2 separate regions of the Homo sapiens genome follow, and region 2 is linked to region 1. The links are chromatin contacts, found by Hi-C in ENCODE. All regions are on one chromosome and are shown on one strand. The core of a region is the stretch at or near the end of the contact, and the rest is flanking DNA. Distances in the headings are between cores, read along the strand shown.

Region 1 (7,312 bases), core at 3,301-5,800:
CTGTTTAATTCACTTCCCAGGTGATTATGATAGTTGCTAAAATTTGAGAAACTTTTTTTTTTTTTTTTTTTTTTTGAGATGGAGTCTTGCTCTGTCATCCAGACTGGAGTGCAGTGGCGTGATCTTGGCTCACTGCAAGCTCCGCCTCCCGAGTTCAGGCCATTCTCCTGCCTCAGCCTCCCGAGTAGCTGGGACTACTGGTGCCTGCCACCACGCCTGGCTAATTTTTTGTATTTTTTAGTAGAAACGGGGTTTCACCTTGTTAGCCAGGATGGTCTCAATCTCCTAACCTTGTGATCCACCCACTTGGCCTCCCAAGGTGCTGGGATTACAGGCGTGAGCCACTGCGCCCGGCTGAGAAACATTTTTAATATGGTGACACCAGCCATAATTAGTATGTGTATATAGTAGGAATGTATATATATCTAAATAATAATAGTATAACAATAATGATAGTATAATATAATAGTACAGTATATGTAATAAATGGTACGCCCAGGCGGGTAGATCACTTGAGGTTAGAGTTTGAGACCAGCCTAGCCAACGTGGCAAAACCCTGTCTCTACTAAAAATACAAAAATTATCTGGGTGTGGAGTGCATGCCTGTAATCCCAGCTACTTAGGAGGCTGAGGCACAAGAATCACTTGAACCCAGGAGGCAGACCTTGCAGTGAGCCAAGGTAACACTACTGCATTCCAGACTGGGTGACAGAGTGAGACTCCATCTCAATAAATAAACAAATAAATAGTATGAGACAGGTAACATTTCTTATTAATAAACTTTGCATGGCATAAAATAGCATTTAACATGCCCATTCTGGTCACAAAATAAAAATACTGGCCCTGTACTGGGGCCTGGAGCAAAGAACTACACATGTGCCAAACCCATTTGAATTTATAAGACTATTGTAATCCTGCTCACAGAATGAGTGTGTGACATCTCCACAGGAGAGCGAATAATTCATGGGCTACTGTCATGCCAATGGACATTGTGTTGACTATTCGGTTTTCTATACAGGAGCAGAAAAAGAAGGAATGGCCATGTGACTTATGTCCATGGAAAACCTGTTCTTGAGCGTTTTTCCAGGTAAGTTTATGATTCATATTTTGATACTGTGTTTCACTTTACTGAATTATGCCACATGCAATTCTGTTGAAAATCATTTATTTTAAAAAAGAAATAATACTTGCATTAGCTGAAAGAACTGGAATATCAAACTTCCTGTAAACTGCCTCTGTGAATCCCCCACAGCTGTCAGCTTCTTTGAAGTAGGATGGTGACTTTTGACCTTGGCTCACTTATTACGCTGCTGGGAAGAGAAAGACTTTTACCTTAGGCTGCTTTTTCCTCCTATGGAAACTGGTTTCTAAAGACAGAAGAGACATTCCCTAAAATGACATTTCTGACATGTGTGGTAGGTGGTTAGCAATTTATATATAAATTTAGGATATTATCCTCTTCTGAATTAAAAATATATCTTACCTTTTCCCGGAGCCACGCAGTACAAACGTCTCTGACTACCTTGGAACTCCTCTACATATTCCAAGAGGCTGTAATCCTATGTTAATAAAAATGATCAATAGGCTTCAATCATCAATATTTATAGAGCATTTACCTGGGCCACGTACTTGCGGCATATGGGAGATGCGAATATGGGGAATGTATATGTAGGTGTTTGGGATAATTAAAAAAGGAGAGAAAAGTGGAATTACTATTCTGATGGTAACACAGGCAGTGTTTCAGTGTGTTGTCTGTTGAATGGAATGAACCTCTTCCTAATTTCCTCTGTCTAATTGATGCGAAAGAAGCACTAGACAGCTTGGGCCAGTTGAAAACATGAGTATCTGTCAATGTCCATGTCTCCAGAAAAGCATATAATATCTCTCAAACACTTAACAAATGCCAACTCTGTGTCAAGCACTTGGTGTTCAGCCCTGAGGTCAGAAAGTAGAACTTTGGTAGATAGTAGTCCCCCCACCTTATTCGTGGGGTGTATGTTCCAAGACTCCTAATGGATGTCTAAAACTGGGGATAATACAGAACCCTATATGTACTAGGTTTTTTTTTTCTGATACATACATACCTGCCTACAATAAAGTTTAATGTATAAATTAGGCACGGTAAGAGATTAATAGTAACAAAACAGAACAATTATAACAATATGCCAGCATCACTACTCTTGAGCTTTATGGCCATTTTTAAGTAAAGTAAGGGTGACTTGAACACAAGCACTGTGATACCGAGACAGTAGCTCTAATAACCAAGAAGGCTACTAAGTGACAAAGGGCTGGATACATAGATGGTGTGGATGTGCTGGACAAAGGGATGATTAGTGTCCCAGATGGGATGAAGCAGGATGGCATGAGATTTTACCACACAACTTAGAACAGTGCACAATTTAAAACTTATGAATTATTTCTGTAATTTTCCTTTTAATAATTTCAGACTGTGATTGGCTGTGGATAACAAACTGCGGAATGCGAAACTGTTGATAAGGGTGGACTACTGTAACTCTGGACAATTTCCTCAACTCTGCCCAATATCAAAGGAAGGCTCTTGTAAGCATTTCTATAAATTGCAAAAGGTATATGTTCTATAAGCCTTTCCAACCACATCGGCCTAAAATAGAAATCTAGACAGAGTGAAAATAGAAGTGGCTAAGAGGAAACTGCTTCAACCATGGGGGTAATTTTCATTTCTGGTAGTCATAAAAGGAAATTTTCTATCCTAGTCTTCCTGAGTTTGATTCACCTCCATTACTACATGTAGTGGTTTTAATAGTAGTGAGCAGTGATTGCTATGGGAGAGTTCAGCTTTGTTCTCGTTTATCTATGCTTGAGAAGGGAGGGTTGGAAGTGGTCAGAGCCCAAGAAATTAATCCAGGAAAAGAACCAGAGAAAGAGGATCTGTGAGATGGATCAAGAGAATGAAGATAGAGCCAGATTCATGTCTCAGGCTAGAGAGAACTGAGTATCCAAAAGACAGAATATTAGCTAGGTAGGTAGTTGTGGAGAGAAGCTCCACTGTTGACAAATACACATGCCAAGGACAAATAAGAAAAAATTACATATTTAAAAATAATTCTTCTGCTGTGCTCTCTTAGCAGGCTCCAAGCATTGTCAGTGATGTGCTACAAAGAGGAACAACTAAGCTGACACAGATATGAAGGCAGCAATGACACTGAACTGCCAGAATAGTGATCCTCAAAGGTGGACAGGTGTCACACCTGAATCCCTGGGGGTCAGGACCAATCAACTTCCCCGCCTACCCCAACCGTGGCCACTCTTTCTAGTCATAGTTTATCTTATGCCTCAGGGGCAGTAATGGGGTTAAGAAATGGTAGAAAGTATGTACCCAAATTCTCAATCACATTTGATTGTTCACTAGAACTTTTTCTAAGAAGACTAAATGGTGAGAACGGGGGGATGGCCCTCCAGGAAAATTCAGGTAGGTGTCATAATATTTAATGAAAGAGGCATTTCCTTTTTTAATCCTTTGTAGGGTCAGAAAAGAAAAAAATTCAAGATATGCAAAGGAAGCCAGATCAAAATCCCCTTGGCCATGGATACTGGTGCCCTACATCAGCACCCTTCAAGAGTGTGGATGAGGCTGAGTAGGTGGGAACCTGCATCCCTTGAAAGAAGCAGGCAAGGACAGGGTAGTGACAAGTGCTGGTCACTTGTGAGGGCTGCCTCCCCATCCAGTTCCCTCTGCAGCCAGGAGCAGGAGTTGTTTCTGGCTCAAGCCAGCCCCCATGGCCGCCATTCCCTTATATGACCCTGCTTCGCAGGGTAACGTACCAGACAGTTTCACGCTCGTTATCCTTGCAACGGATTACTCGGTGAGGAGCATCAGAGAACTGAAAAGACAGACTGACTTCGACTTGAATCCTGGCTCTTCCTCTTACTAGTTTCATGGCCTTGGGTATGTTACTTGTTTTCCTGGAGCTTTGTTTTAATAATCTTTGAAATGGTAGTCAATGGAGAATTAAATGAGATAAAACAGGTAAAATATTTGGTACTGTACCTGGCATACAGTGGAAGTTGAATCATGATGAATATCAGTTTTTGTGAAGGATCCAATTAAGCAATTCTGTCTCTCCCTCCTATGAGCCACCATTGTACCAAGTACCACCTCCAGTATTGTATCTACCCCTAAGGATCACCATTGTTTATTTTTGCACGTGTCTCCTTAGCTGGACTGTGAGCTTCCTGCAGAAAGAGAGCAAACCTTACAGCTTCGTATTCCTTAAACTGTAACCAGCACATAGTATATAACCAGTGAAAGTTCGTCATATCCCCCTGGCTCCTCTGCTGACTGAATGCACAAGTGAATGAACAAAGGGGATGGTGGTGGGGAGAAATGAAACTAGAGATCTTCAGTTAACCAAAGGGAATGTTCCAACAGAGCCCACTTTTCTTGTTTTGACTGGTTCGGCAAGTAAGACATCAGACTTACCGGATATTGTTCAGAGCACTGTTGACTAACTTGTTGACAAGGGATGTCTGGGCTGCATTATAGCCAGACAGGGAAGGCTGTTCAAGTTTCAATACTAGGTTCCTGAGTTAGGAGTGACTAAGCAGCAGCCGCCCCATACTGCCAAGCTACCGTGTGGTTTCACACCATCTGTCACTTGCTGAAGAGGACGGAGTCCCCCCTAGAACTTCCCTTATTTCACTACCACCTACTGCAGCTGGGTCTGCAGTTTGTAGGCAGGAGATGTGGGGGTCAAACTATACTTCATTTGTGCCCAATTTTCAATTGCTATCTAGACTCTTTTCCTCTCTGGACTTTAACCTTTGCTATAAAATTTCCCTAGAGCTTCAAAATTGTACCCCGAAGTGCCCCTGACTAACATCAAGCATATATGAAGATAATGTCTCAGTACTCTATTTACAGATGGAAAAATGAGTTATTCCACTGAAGCCAGGAAAATCCATGCTGGCACCCTAGCAGTCCATCAGAAAGTCGTTATTTCTCCACTGTCAGAGATCCTGTCCTGAATATGCAGCCTAGCACAGCATGTTATGGAGGTAATACCCATGTCCTTTGCCCAAGGCGCTTGCTCTTACTTGTCCTCGTGGGCACAGTGGAATTCTAAATCATCGATGCATACTGCCTGTTTTGTTAGGTCCCTTTAAGTTCATATTCAGCTGACCTGGCAAGAGATATGCAGTAAACTTTGCTCAAAAACGTTAGGACCGGAGATATAGCAAACTTCAGCAAAGATGGAAAGAACCATCCTGCCAACATACCGATTTTAAGAACAGCACTCTCTCACCAAATTCAATTATCTTGTTACTCAAAAATATTTTTTACATGTGATTTCATTGTGTCCCTTTGAGAACAGGGAGAACAAGTAGCTTATCTAGGATGGCATTGGTCCAGGCCTCTTATTCACAAAATATGTCAAATTTAGACTTTCACCTTAACTTCAAACGAGGTTATGCATATGGTCACTGAGATTCAGGATAAATGTGAAAAGGACTTTTTTCTCATGCAACTATACAATTACCCCATTATAAAACTGCACAGCCTGAATTAATTTTTACAAGTCATCACACAATTATGTTGCATTGTTTATAGTGTTTCACAAGTGTTAATTTATTAAATGTAAACACTCAAAATATACTATATTTTTGCAAGCCTGTTTTGACAGTTCCTCAATCAATGTACTGGGGCTCAACCTCTGGGAAGTGCTAGGTCTGAATTATCTTTGTGATGGTAAATTCCAAGTCCACAGGAGAACCAGCAAGTGTAGATTTCATCCCTCATGATGAGGCCTGCCGCGTGCCCTATGGAAGCAGAAAGATGATCACTCAGCTGCTTTGGGGCCTATTATAGCTTCTCAAATATTTTGAAGTACCCAAAGCATAGATAACCAGGTGTTTTACCACAAAAGTCTAGTTCTAAGAAAATATTCTTCAAGAGACTATGGTGACCTATCATTAGTCATTGATTAGGTTTAAAAAGCCATCACTTTAGTGTCCACTGGGTGACACAGCGTCTCTCTGAGACTGGTGTAGGAAAGGAAAGGAGTGGCAGCTCTGAAGCAAGCACAGAGCTAACGGCAGCTTTCACCCATCAGCAGGTCAAAGGCTTTGTTACCCAGACTGCTAGTTCTCGTTTTTGTGCATGTTATGAGAAAGACTCACACGATGTGGCTGAGGACGTTTAGGAATCAGTAGTGCAGCTTTCTGGACAGTAAATGGCAGCCAATGACATCAGCCGCAACCTGCTCTGCAGACCTTGAGATTTAATCATGATTTAAATAAACATCGTTTGCAATAATTTTTCATTAAATTAAAATTCCTGATTCACATTAACCAAGTCCCCCTGCTCCTGTGCATCCATACCTGAAGAGAGGTTTTAAATAACCAGAATGCTAAGATCAAGATTTTTATTGAATAAAGAAGCCTTTCTCCCAATTTTTAAAGCCAGGTTTCAGAAAACAGCTTTGATAAAGCCTGTTTCCAGTGGCCTGATGGGATTCCAGGATGCAGTCATGCTGTAAGATGGTGGCCAGACGTGTGTGATTTGGAGCTCTACTTCAGGAAAGCTTGCAAGTAGTCATGAGCTCATGGCAACATGATGTGCTCAGCCAGCCATGAGCACACTTCATTTGAAGTCTTTAAAGAAGAAAAAATCTTTAGAGCATATATTGGGCTCTAGACAAGTGTAAGTCATATTTGTCATGAAAGTGGCCTTAGGGTTGGGGTAATTGAATCTTATATTCTTGGATTGTGATGCCTAGTATTTCTCCTTCCTTTTGCCATTAGTGAAAAAAACCTAGAGGAGAAAAAGCAGATTGGCATTCCCAACTTTTCTCCCAGCACTCGCCTGAGGGGCAGAAGCCCTTGACTGGACTTTCCAGCTTTTTTCCAGGCAATTTCTTCCTGACCCCAGCTTTCCCAAACAGTCAAGGCACTGGATCTTCTGGGCTGATCATCATGCTCCTTCTCCCAACTCAGCTCACTCCTCAGCATTTCCTGTGCCCTAGAAACTCAAATTCAGCCATGGCTTCTATCCAGTGTCTCCAAACTGTTAAAAATGTCTCTTCTAAGGAGAACTCAGATTTTTAGAAGACTTTGAAACAATCTAATTTTACTTTCTGTCAAATGTTGAGATTATTTTCATTTCTGGTAGCAGCTGAGGAAAGAGTGTTACTTTTTGTATTTTTTGCATATTAGAACAACATCAATGAAATATTTTACCTGAATGATCTTCTTCCCTGTTCTCAACCCACATGAGTCCCATCAACTGTCTAATGAAGACAAGGCATGCTGATGGACTTAGGGCATGTTGGGGGAA
Region 2 (7,312 bases), core at 3,014-5,513, 3.3 Mb before region 1:
TTATTTCTAGTTGTTTAGAGGACTGGCATCTACAGGTGGTTCAGTGCTCAGTACGAGGCCAAAAAGAATCCAGCTGCAAGAAGGGCACCCTGCAAAGGCAGGAGGCTAGGTGGCCAGGCACACACTGCAATCTCACTTTCCCCACTATAGGAGAAATCATGTACTAAGGCAAGCTTCTCAGTGTTAAACTAAGATTGTTTTGGGGAAGAACCCACATGGATAAAGTAAAATTTCATCTTTTTAAAATTTTAATTTAATTTAATTTTATTTTATTTTATTTTATTTTATTTTTTGAGACGGAGTCTCGCTCTGTCACCTAGCCTGGAGTACGGTGGTGTGATCTTGGCGCACTGCAACCTCCGCCTCCTGGGTTCAAGTGATTCTCCTGCCTCAGCCTCCCAAGTAGCTGAGACTACAGGCACCCACCACCACATCTGGCTAATTTTTTTTTAGTAGAGATGGAATTTCACCATATTGGCCAGGCTGGTCTCAAATTCCTGACCTTGTGATCTGCTCGCCTCGGCCTCCCAAAGTGCTGGGATTACAGGCGTGAGCCACTACACCTGGACGATTATATTTCTTAACCGCATTCTGAATTTCTCCTCAAAATATTTTGGTACTAATACTGTTGTTATATTGACATTTTTTTTTTCTGGAGAAATAAAAGCTATGGCTTTCTACTTTTCTGTCTTGCTGACATTCCCCCACCTTCTCTCAAAGCAATAATTCTTATTTAAATGAACTCATTTCATGTATTTATACAAAAGGCATTCAAGAAGACTTCCTAATTTGGAGGTGTTTTCATGAACTTCAAGCCATTTCCATCCTCTCTTCCCTCCTTCCTTTCTTGTTTGAATAGATTCTCTCCCCCCCTTTCTCCCCGCTTCCCTCCTCCTGTTTCTCCTTTCTTTCCTCATTTCTTTTTCCCATTCTTCATTTTTTATGTTCATTTTCTGAACTTTCTTGACAGTGCATCACAGTCAAAGGACTTTGGTACTCAGTTTATCCTGGAATTTAAACAATAGAATCCCAAAGGTCTGACTTTGTAGACCTCCAAATGCATGAATGATAGTAAAGACAGATTATAGGAAATAATAAGAAGGTATGTAGGCATTCTGACTGACTTGACTTTTCATGCTTAGACTCATTTATCACTTTATTTATTTGAATATAAGAAATGGAGGAAAAGGTTGAATTCTGTGTTATGACTAGAGAAGCCGAACAACTTTAATAAGTGCCATTAACCCATTTCATTAAATTTTGGCACAGTGGTGCATACACATGTTAACAGATTGTAAAGTATGTTCATTAATTAAAATTACACATCTTGAGGGCTTATCTGCTTCACTCACACTCTTTAAAAATAATATGTAAAAAATAAATAAAAATTAAACATAAATTTCGATTGAAAGTAAAAATGCCGAGTGTTAAAAACAAATGAAAATACAGAGATGAGATTTTTAGATCCAAGTAACCAACAAGTTAACATTATACTGTCACTTCTACAGCTAAATTAACATGTAATTCTTCTAATGTGTAATGGTCAGGCAATCAAAGAATAGATAAATATACAGCATGCTGGAATGTTAAAAAAAAATTGGACTAGGGATTAGGAGACCTAAGATCTAGTCCCATTTTTGTTACATCTACCCTGTTGTCCATAAGCAAGCTAATTATTTCTCTCTTCATTTGTGGGGTTTGTACTTAAGCATCTCTAGATTTTAGATTTCCAATTATCACTAGACTTATAGGGCTACTGAAGTTGCTAATGTTGGACCACTGCACAAATTCTTCCTGAAATATACTGAGTTACATGTACTCCAAGAATAGGAACTGATATTTCCTGATGCCCCAGAGGGTGAAATGTGTCCCCTGAAGCATCATTTACCTTAGTGATTTTATTGTGTGGTGCCCATGGAAATGTTATCTAAAGAATAATGATCATGGTGCATCCTTATTTCTTTTATTAACCCAAATGATACAGTCATCATAAGAGATGAGATAGGGAAGCTATAGGACAGTAGAAATATTTATTTAATGTCCTCAAGTTTATTTTTGCCACATAAAATAAAATTAAGTTTTCCATGGAAATAATGGGTTTGAAAATTTGTGACATGACCTGACAAACTATCTCTGATAAGACAATATCTCAAGGAAAATGATTCTGAGTTCTAAACAATAAACAATTTAATTTTGGTGCATAGCTTATTTCTACATTGAAAGTTGTGTACAATTCCTGCAAGCTCCACTTACAGCTTTAACTCTACTTAAATTCTGTTTTCACAAGTACTATCCTTTCTTCTAATTTAGAAAATTAAATGAAAATAACTGTGGAAAGCAAAGTTAATTTGCTACTAATATACTTTCTTGTAAAATGTAAATTTTAAAGAAAAAAACAGAAAAACAAGTAGGCTTACATAAATACACAAAAGTTATTTCATACTAGTTTAGGTATTAAATTTTGTTAAAAAAGGAAAATATATCTTTTTAGAGGAATGATATAGCAAGTCTTCTTTAACCAACAGGTCAAACTGAGCATCACTGATAATGAGACAACTTGACATTAGGTGCTTCCTGATATGATGCAATATGTAATGGAGAAGTTCTTGTCTAAAAGAAATATTTATACTGAACAAAATGAAGCCTTTAGAGTTATCTCCCAGTATAAAGAAAATACACAGATAAGAGAAATGAGTCAGATATTACCACAAGGAAACAATCAGACAAGTTCAGAATGTGGAACAATCTAAAAGACAAGGGTCCTGTGTTTTTAAAACGTCAATGTCATCACAAAGAAAAGAATATTTGGCTGGGAAGTATGGAGAGAGGTGCTCTTTTAAAGAAAAGGACAGTAAAGAGACACAAGCAATGTAATTTTTATACATTGAATGATGATTCACACAAGTAGCTATAATACATTTTGGACATACTTAAGAAAATTTAAATATGAGCTAAACATTAGATGACAGTAGAAAATAATTATGAATTTTTATCTAAAATAATGGTGATGTTATGTAGGAGGATGTCCTTATACTCATGAGACGCAAGATGAAATATTTTAAGGTGAAATCTGTAAGCTACTTTCAAATAGTACAAACATAGACACAAATAAACACACACCAAAATACCAAAAGAGAATTGAAGCAAGTTTGGAAAAATGTTAACAATTGTTTTGTCTAGGTTGTGAGTATATTAGCCTTCATTGTACTATTCTTTGAACTTTTCCAAAACTTAAAAAAAATTAATAATAAAAAGTTGAAAAAGTTGCACAAAAATTTGAATGTATTTAATGTCACTCAACTGTACACTTTAAACGGTTAAACTGAAATTTTATGTTGTGTATTTTTGACCAAAAATTTTAAAAAGTTGGAAAAAATCTTATGTAGAGTAATCCTGTCTTAACCACAGTCAGTGTCAATAAACTAGAGGTTTTGTGAGATCTCTAATTATTCACTTAAGGTTTATCCAGAGACACAATCTTCAAGGAAACACATTCTAGACAACTAAAGAAACTACCAAGTGATTGCTCTGGGATTCTGACTTTTTCTTTTAAAGCAATGGACCAAACTGTGCATGAATAATTTCTGTCATTAGATGACACAGACAGATACTCTAGTAAGGATTCAGTAGGAATTGTTAGTCCTAGTTTATGGGTTATATGCACAGTATATGGCTTTTGGGATCTCTGCTCTATTTCTGAATTTTCCATGAGAGACAGTACTTAATATTTAGCTTGGAATAAAGAGAAGCTAAAATGAGTTAAGTATTGGAAAATTAAATTTATCTGTAAAAGAATTCCAAGTAGATATTACAAAATTTTTTTGAACCACAGTTCAGAGGATATGAGTAGATTCTAAAAGTATCCTGGGACATAACTGAGGTTCAACAAGTCAGGGCCAATGTTTCCCTAAAGACTTTTAGGCTGAAACCACAATTACAGGTCACTTTTAATTCTGTTCAGAGCTCTTCCACACACAAAGCTGTGGGGACACTATAATTCTTACTCACAGTGACTGAAAATGAAAGCCTGGTTAAGTACAAAGGGGTGTTTTCTGCCAAGCTCAATGAAAGAAGGAAGTGGCAAGGGTGGGTACAGGATGGCCAAAATTTCCTAGTCTTAACTGTGGACAGCAGGATTGCTTAAAGTTCTGAAAAATATTCCTAAATTAGGTCTTGTCACAGGAGACACACTTCTGACAAAAAAAAATATGACCTGGGAAGGATTGGGATATGGATTTGAGGTCAAAAGTGACATCTTTACATGTCAAAGTCTTAAATGGAATAATGTACTGAATTAAAAAAAATAATGGCAGTGATCTCTGTTTGGTCCTGGATTTCTGGTTGTACATATGTATGTGTCTGTATATAACTTTGGTTAAGCCAGCTAACACTTTAATGATACAGGTTTTTTAAGTGTTAAAATGTGAAAAAGGTCTTGTATTAGTCCATTATTATATTGCTATAAGGAAACACCCAAGACTGGGAAGTTTATAAAGAAAAGAGGTCTAATTAACTTACAGTTCCACATGGCTGGGGAGGCCTCAGGAAACTTACAATCATGGCAGAAGGCACCTCTTCCCAGGAAAGCAGGAGAGAGAATGAGTGCCAGCAGGGGAAATGCCAGTTGCTTATAAAACCATCAGATCTTGTGAGAACTCACTCACTATCCTGAGAACAGTATGGAGAAAACTGCCCCCATGATTCAATTACCTTCCATCAGGTCCCTCCCGTGACATGTGAGGATTATATGGATTACAATTCAAGATGAGATTTGGGTGGTGACACAGCCAAACCATATCAGGTCCCTAACCTATAAGGTTGTTGTAAAGAGAAAATGAAATATTATATATAATATAATATTTATAAATGTAATATATAATATTTATATATAATATGTAATATATAAATTATTTAGTACAGTGCTTTAGTTATTAATTAGTACTATGCACAGTAAGTGCTCAGTTAACATCATCATTGTTTTTAAATCATCATCATAATCATCTCAGACTGACGCAGTTCAACCTTGTAACCACGGTATGGAACAACCTGAGGGAGACCAAGGGCTGAAATAAACTCACACGTAGTGGGTGAGCAAAGAATATCATGACTAGGCTAACAGAAAATATGACCTCTAGAATCTAAGATAGCAGTTTAAACCAGAAGTCACAAACTCAAATGCCTAAAAGAAGCTAGCAGGTACTATGCATGAGTAACTCAAGGGTGATGGTGGTATCACTATATGTGGTTAGTGAAGTCTGTGTTAATCTAGTAAAAATATGCCCCATCTGAGGAAGCAGCTGCAGTTTAATTCTGGATGACAGTTGAGATGAGAGATCTTTTTTTTTTTTTTTTTTGAGACAGAGTTTCACTCTTTTTGCCCAGGCTGGAGTGCAATGGCGCGATCTTGGCTCACCGCAACCTCCGCCTCCCAGGTTCAAGCGATTCTCCTGCCTCAGCCTCCCAAGTAGCTGGGATTACAGGCACCTGCCACCATGGCCAGCTAATTTTTTTTTGTATTTTTAGTAGAGACGGGGTTTCACCATGTTGGCCAGGGTGGTCTCGAACTCTTGACCTTGTGATCCACCCGCCTCGGCCTCCCAAAGTGCTGGGATTACAGGCGTGAGCCACCGCGCCCGGCAAGATGAGAGATCTTATAAGTTTAAAGAAAATTTCAAGTCCAAGATATTTTGTGGGAAATTTTTTGTTTCTGAAACATTGACACAATTTTACATACAATTGTGCAGGCCAAATAAACAATTCTGCAGGCAGATCTGGTCCAATGACTAATTGCTGATCTCTGGTTTCTGGCTTTTTACATCATACCTATCTAAGATTAGTACTGGTTCTAAAGATTGGGGTGAGATTGAGCCTCTGGGTTGGGGACAAGTAGACCAGAAGAGTGTTGCTTAATGGAGATATAATACGATATGAGCCAGCAATGTGAACCACAGATGTATTTTTGAATTTTCTAGTAGTCGCATTAAAAACAAATAAAAAGAAATAGGTAAAATTATTTTAATAATGTATTTTATAACTCAAAATATCTATCACATTATTATTTTAACATGAAATAATAATTACTAATAAGACATTTTATATTTTTATGAGAAGTCTTCAGAATCAAGTGTGCATTTTACACTCACAGTACATCTTAATTCAAGGTTAACCATACATCAAGTACTCGGTGGCCATATGCGGGTAGTAGCTACCCTACTAGAGAGCACCAGTCTAGGGCATGCTTCTCAAAATTTAATATTGCTATGGTTTGAATGTGTCCCCTCCAAAATTTATGTTAAAACTGGTGTATTAAGTGGTAGGGCTTTTGGAAAGTGATTAAGTCATGATACTTCTGCCTCAGAAATGGATTAGTGCCTTATAAAGAAATTGGAGGGAACTAGTTTAAGCCCTTTTCTGGCACCATCTTGGAAGCAGAAAGGAGGCCTCACCAAATGGCAATTCTGCCAGCACCTTGGTCTTGGATTTTCCAGCCTCCAAAACCATGATAAATAAATTTCTATTGTTTATAAATTACACAGTCTGTGGTATTTTGTTATAGCAGCACAAACTAAGACAAATAAGCATATGGAAATATTGAGGATCATGTTAATATACTAATTCTAACTCAGTGGTTGGAAGAGAACCTGAGATGCTTCACTGTGGGTTCATGGACTATACTTTGCGTATCAAGGAGCTAGGTAGTTGCGGCAAGTCTCCTTTAGTTAGTAGGTTTTCGCTCAAAGTATTTCCCCCTCTTTCAAATTCAGTGAATATCTGCTGAACAGACTAAACTAATATTCTAATGAACAATCACCATATTCGAATTTGGAAAAGCATTAATAACTTTAAAAATAGGCAATATTTTAATACTATTTGTAGAAACCCTGGGTTCATTTACTGCTTTATTTTTTCCTTTTTAAACTTGAGAATCAGCCAATATGTTACCAGAATGCTTTCAGAAGAATGCACTTAAGCACAGGATAAGTGCATATAATTCTAACTTCAGGGGCTTGGAACGTTAAACATTTTAATAAAACAGACAATGGGACTTCAAGGGAAATTTGACAATAATACCTTTCAAAGCTTTAGTATTTAAGGTCATTTTCTGGTCAAGGGTATGAATATTTCATGGAAGCTCTAAAAAGAAACACAAAGAAAAGTTTTTCATTTCCTCTTGATTATCCTATCTGAGGGATGGGTAGAGCTCTATAGGCAAGCCTTAGATCTTTGTTCAACACATGCATAAACATGGAAATGTATGCAAATATATGCGGAGCTTATAAGTGATTCTACATGGTACAGTTGTCCTTGGGAT

Evidence for each region. A loop is a pair of places that touch in the nucleus more often than their neighbours do. Pooled maps may share reads with other maps.
Region 2: a loop to region 1 is called in a pooled map, with 12 times the contacts of the local background. The contact joins two enhancer-like sites. A Hi-C loop is called at or near these places in 2 of 37 single-sample maps with no recorded cell type and 2 of 50 pooled maps.

The regions. Positions count from the first base shown.
Region 1 is chr4:77,584,314-77,591,625 of GRCh38, reverse strand. LOC105377296 (a long non-coding RNA gene) reads left to right here. Exons shown (of 7, transcript XR_938912.3): 2 at 1,019-1,087; 3 at 2,447-2,559; 4 at 3,105-3,925; 5 at 4,901-5,034. It also overlaps a transcript of CXCL13 not described here. Among named protein-coding and RNA genes, the nearest start is that of CXCL13, 18 kb to the left of the region's middle. Within about 2 kb of position 4,550, at least 3 of the 41 ENCODE cell types and tissues checked have a DNase peak (open chromatin) inside an H3K27ac peak, as active enhancers do.
Region 2 is chr4:80,873,707-80,881,018 of GRCh38, reverse strand. All of the region lies in intron 4 of CFAP299 (cilia and flagella associated protein 299), which reads right to left. Among named protein-coding and RNA genes, the nearest start is that of BMP3, 150 kb to the left of the region's middle. Within about 2 kb of position 4,263, at least 3 of the 41 ENCODE cell types and tissues checked have a DNase peak (open chromatin) inside an H3K27ac peak, as active enhancers do.